Regions from separate parts of the Mus musculus genome. Here region 2 is linked to region 1. Evidence: chromatin contacts called from ENCODE Hi-C data. All regions are on one chromosome and are shown on one strand. The core of a region is the stretch at or near the end of the contact, and the rest is flanking DNA. Distances in the headings are between cores, read along the strand shown.

Region 1 (2,772 bases), core at 147-2,646:
CAGGACCCCTGACGGAGGCCCCCTCTGTGCTGGGTGACCCGCTTTGCTCCTTTACTGCAGACACCCACACTGCTGCAGACTCCCAGCCACAGCGAGGCTCAGAAGATCAAGGGACCAGTTGCAGCAGCCTTTTTAACTTTGGGAAAACCCAATGCTCACTTCACTCAAACGTCGCAAAGTGGTGCCATGACCCTTTAGCTCTTGGCTCGCCAATTCAAAGAGGCACATCACATACAGCCCTTCCGCTGCCCACGGCACGCTTCTGCGTCTAGTTCCTTTCCAGGTCCCCCCCAGCGGAAGACAGTTCTGGCAGGGAGTCCGGCCGAGATTACTCTAATATGCAACCTTTGTCCATTCTTTTGTTGTCTTATTGTAGAACGAGGCGCACGAGTCTGGGAGGCTGAGAGCTTCGTGGAGTGCAGGACTGGGGGCAGCCCGCAAGAGGTACCTGCAGAACCCCAGGTTAGCTTAATCTAGCCCACCATCTCCACTTCAAAGGTGATGACACTGACCTTCAAAGCAAGTCAGGCAGGGTTCCTTCCTCAGGCATCCACAGATGGCCTGGGACAGGCTCAACTCCAAAGCCAGACCCCCTACCTCAGCAAACTTAGGAAGCAAGGAAGTGGGTGGGCGGGACGTGTCAGTCCTGACAGGCCAGGCTCCAGCCCCTAATTAGTGCCTTGTGTATACACAGCTACCCTTCCTCTCTGGGCTTTAGTGTCCCAACAGTAAAATGATCTCTTCTCGGCCTTTAAGATAAAGTGTGTCTGTAAAATGAAGACACAGGGTGGGATGGGGGAATCCCAACGCACCTTCCTGATCCGCAACTACCTTAAGGCTTAGCATGTGGCCGTGGATACAGCATCTACACACTCAGGACATGTATGAAGTAGTACAATCAAATATTCTCCCAACAAACTGTGTCCCCTCATCCCAATCCACGGAGCCCAGTCTCATAGGCGTGTCTGTTCCATAGCTTCCCTCCTCCAGAATGACCGGAAGCGTCCCTGGCTGATCGGGTCATCACTCCCTAGGGGGTGGGGGAGCCGCCCATCTCAGGACAGCTCGGGAGGCCTCGGGACCACAGAGAACCTAAGCTAGAACGGACACGCGTGGGGCGGCGCAGGTCCGGCTGCGGGGCAGGCCGTGGCTCAGCGGACGCGGCGCACGTGGCTCCGCGTGGCCCCTCCCGCCCGCACGGTCCCCGCGTACCTGGCGAAGCAGCACTCGCAGTGGTGGCCCCGCTCGCCCACGGTGAGCACGCAGGCGTAGGCCGGGCAGGAGAAGAGGAGGTCGCCCACGTGGAAGGGCCGCAGCGCGCGGAGCCCCCGGCCCTTGCCCGCACTGCAGAAGCGCTCCAGGCCGCCGCGGGCCTCGGCGCGCATGCTGGCGGCGCTGCGGCTGCGCGCTGCGGGGCACGCGCGTCACGGGAGGGAGGGAGGGAGCGAAGGCAGGTCTGCCGCGGCCGCCGGCCTTCAAGGAACTCGGCGCTCTGCTCGGGGCGGGTGCTGTGCCCTGGCCGCGCCCCGGAGCGCGGGGCGGGAGGGCGGTGCGCAGGGCGCGCGCACGGGAGTCCGCCTGCACCCGCCAGGCTGCGCTGCCCGGTGAGGAAGGCTGGAGTCCCAAGCCACCCAGGCCACCACCCGCTGTGCCCGCAGACAGCGTCCCCACTAAGATCCCGGGTGGTGGAGCAGGGAATGAATGAGTGTGGTTTGCAGTTGAGCTGTGCGTGCTAAAAAACACAGTTCTCACCTCCCAGGGAACTTAGAGAGAGTTCATTCTGGAGCCAATAGGAGGGGTCATGGCCAGGTTTGGGTTACCCCAAAGTCTACGTTCCAACGTTGTAACAATTTGATTAAAAAAAATTCCATAATAACAGAAAAAGAAAGTCATAAATCAAGACGTCAAAAATATGTCGGTGGGACCCCCCAGGTAGGCTGGCTGCAGAAGGGAGGGAACCTCAGCTACAGGCCTCAGATGCAATCTGACTGCACTCTCAATGTATGGCTTGATTATGTTCCAGGCGGTTTTACCTGTTATTCACGAGCTGGTAGGTTAGACACAGGATAGGCAACGGGTAGCTATTAAGGGAACTGGAGAGGGCCCAAGGAAAACTGCCAATAAGCTCCAGACATTGCAGCCTCTCCGCAAAGGTTGAAGTTCAAGTCGGTTAATTAGCTTTGCAGAAAGAGGGTCAGTGCCAGCTGCAGGTTTGTTTTTTTTTTCTCTCCAGCTTTCGTTCACAGGGCAAATCATAGAATGGGGGATTTGGAACCCGTGAATAAAATTTCTTTAGTGATAATATGAATAAGCCTTCCTCCAAGGAAAGGGCACCGTGGGTATGGGTTCTTTGGCCCATTTTTATTTTTTATTATTACCCTTTTTTTTTGTAAGTATGAGTGCATGTGTGCGAGCATACCCCTGTATGTGTGCTGGAAACATGTGTAGAGGTCAGAGGGCAACTTGCAGGAGTGGGTTCTCACCTTTTACCACATGGGGCCTGTGTCTGATTTGTCTGTCAGGTTTGGTGGTAGGTGCCTTTATACTCTGAACTATCTTGTAGGTCCATGTATCCATTTTAGTAACCATGGACATCACTGGACTATAAACTTGGACAAAGTGTAGGCCTGGATCCTTCAATTCCACGTAATAATAACCCTTCATTACTGGGTACCATTGAGCTAATGTGCTTATTTAACACATCTTGCTTACCTTAAAATAGGTGTAAGATTTGGGAAACCCTCTTCCATACCCTACTCACCTGTGACAAGC
Region 2 (2,772 bases), core at 83-2,582, 38 kb after region 1:
CTGCCGCCATTTGTCTCCAGGGATATTTTTCTCTACGGTTTCTCCCAAGGGGTCCAGGCTGAATCTTTGCTGGAAGAAAGGTCCATTGCTGGGGCCACCTGAGAAAACAGGTCCCATAACGGAACAGATAAGCAAAGCTGTTGACCCGAAGATCCACCACCACTGTTAATGGTGAAGATTTCAACTCAGTTCTTTCCTTCAGGGAGAGTTCATTGAGAAGAAGACAGGCAGTGAGAGCAGAGAGTTATTCAGCAAATTAAAGCAAAGGACCAATATATTCTAGAGGGAGGTTGGGGCAGGGTAGCCCAAAGTCAGAGCTAGCCCCCTACTGGGTACTGCATTGTGCTTTTAAAATTCATTTGTATAGATATTTATTAAGTTGTTAGAATTCATATGGAGATAAGGTAACTTCTTTTTCTTGCCAAATCCTGGTAGACCAGGTCTCCCTTTCAGGGTATTTCTTCCCAGAGCCTACTGGAAGGCCTATAAGAGTGGTCAGAGCCACAGTGTGAGTGATCCTACGTTGTCCGTGTTGTTGGGTTGCCAGTCACCATGTGTACTCTCGTGCTTTTCCTTTGGGAGCCCTTTCTGCATTTAAGCCAGTTTCCTCCTGAATCTGTGTGTTTGCTAAAAGAGGGACATGTCACATACCCAGTCAGCTGTGTGTTTTAAAGGACTTACATCATTGAATCTGTATTCAGGAACTATCATTTGAACTTTGAACACCGTCTTTGTTTATTTAACGTGATTAACTCCTTGCCTCCGTTTGTCTGTGCACTGCATGCCTTCTTGGGGTGTCATCTGTAAGAGCAGCAAATGCTCTTAACCACTGAGACATTTCCCCGTCAACCCCTCCCCCAGTTTTTGACAGAAGTCCTCACTAACTATCAAACATATTACAGACTGGCCTCTAACGTATTACATATGTTTGACTGTCTTTAAATTCGATGTATAGACCAGACTGGCCTTGAATTCACAATGCTCCTGCCTTCTCTTCAGTGTTGAAATTACAGGCATGAGTCATCCTGCCCAACTATTTTTCTTTATTTATGATTTTTGCATCAACTACAGACCTTCACATTTCCTAGACTCTGAAGTTAAGAGAGTCTGTATTTTAAATTGTCTGAGTTCACACCTCCAGCTTAAAGCAAGAACGTAGGAGTAACTTGGTCTTGCAGATGGCTTTTCAAGGGAACAGGCTGCCTCTGCAACTCCTGTGGATTCCCCCCCAACCCCCCCGGAGCCATGCTTAGCACTGGGCAGGTGTTGGGCGAGCACCCTTGGCTGTGAACAAGTGCTAAGATGTCCCAGCTTTGTTTATCCTCACTGATGTGTTCTGGGAGCTCCGCTGCCAAAAAATCCAGTCATGTAAAGGTCCTATAATTAGACCTCCACATTACACCACCAGGCACTCTGTGTCCCCACTCTCAGTGTGTCCCCACAATGACGTGCTACCAGTTGCCAGTCTTGCTGGGGCCTAAACTCAGCCAATGATGATGTTAAGTTCACTCTATTTTTACTCCCAGCAGAGGAAAATCCAGTTTCCCTGGAGCCAATCACAGGGTTGTCATTCAGTCACTCGAGCCTGAGCTCTGTCCTCCTCCCCCTCATTTTGTAAGTAGTATGTTGGAAGTTAAATACTAGCATGAAGAAGTCTGTTTGTAAAGTCAAGCAAAAGCAATCTGCGTCGTCAGAATGGGGGGCGAAGTCGCCTCTCACTGCCGAGGACTCCTGATGTCAGGAATCACGGTCTAAAAAAATGTCCGTCTCCTGCTTCATCTTCACAGAATGACAAGGCTTTTATATTATATTATTTCACCATTTTAAAGATGAGAGAGTTAAGTTCATAGAGAGGTTGTAATTTTCTCAATGTCCTAGCAATGGTGCTGAATAAAACGTACAGAGACTATGCACTAGGGCTAGGCCATGCACAGTAGATCAAAACCAAAATGGAGTCACTTATGCTGAAGGAGGGAAGGAGGGAAGGAGGGAAAGAGGGAAGGAGGGAAAGAGGGAAGGAGGGAAGGAGGGAAGGAGGGAAGGAGGGAAGGAGGGAAGGAGGGAAGGAGGGAAGGAGGGAAGGAGGGAAGGAGGGAAAAAGGGAGGGAGGGAGGGAGAAGGAAAGGAGGGAGAGGGGGAGGGGGAGGGGGAGAGGGAAAGAGAATGAGCAGCGGGGCAATGGAGCAAATCCTCAGACTGGCCAGTCTCCCCTTAGTATCCTTAGGTGACTTTCAATGAACATCGAGGGTCCTCAGTCTGTGTGTGTGTGTCAGTCACCTTTCTTGCCACCTCAATGCTACACTGTGTGCACAGCTGACCTTGCTGTGTCTTTGGAGTCACGCCTATCTCACTGGTCATGGCTTCTGTTACACAGATGAAACCTGAATGGTCTTCTAGAAAATGGAGATTGTTCTGTCTGTGGTATTTCTCTGTATCACGCTGGAAACTACACACAGTTCATAATACTCAGAGCTTTCACCTTCACTTCCTGTTTCTCTTTTATAAGGATTATTTAATGTAATATCTGTGAGTGTGTGTGTGTGTGTGTGTGACTATGTGCGTTCATTCTCTCTCCCTTTCTCTCTCTCTTTGTCTCTGTCTTTGTTTCTCTCTCAGTCTCTGTGTATCTGTATTTCTTTCTCCCTTTCTCTCTCCCTTTCCTCCCCCCTCTCTCTTTCTCTCTCTCTCTGTGTCTCTATCTCTCTGTGTGTGCATATGTCTTTGTGCCAGTGCACAGGCAGAAGCTGGAGAAGGCATCGGCTCTTTGGAGCT

The links. A loop is a pair of places that touch in the nucleus more often than their neighbours do.
Region 2: a loop to region 1 is called in a map of heart, with 3 times the contacts of the local background. The contact joins the enhancer-like site here to the promoter of Smyd2 in region 1. A Hi-C loop is called at or near these places in 16 of 37 maps with a recorded cell type or tissue (Patski, T-helper 2 cell, adrenal gland and 4 more).

The regions. Positions count from the first base shown.
Region 1 is chr1:189,920,895-189,923,666 of GRCm38, forward strand. Smyd2 (SET and MYND domain containing 2) reads right to left here and starts at 1,397. Exons shown (of 12, transcript NM_026796.2): 1 at 1,213-1,397. The coding sequence starts at 1,385.
Region 2 is chr1:189,959,284-189,962,055 of GRCm38, forward strand. No RefSeq gene overlaps it. Among named protein-coding and RNA genes, the nearest start is that of Smyd2, 38 kb to the left of the region's middle. Within about 2 kb of position 1,333, at least 1 of the 3 ENCODE cell types and tissues checked has a DNase peak (open chromatin) inside an H3K27ac peak, as active enhancers do; it is heart, where a contact is called at or near this core.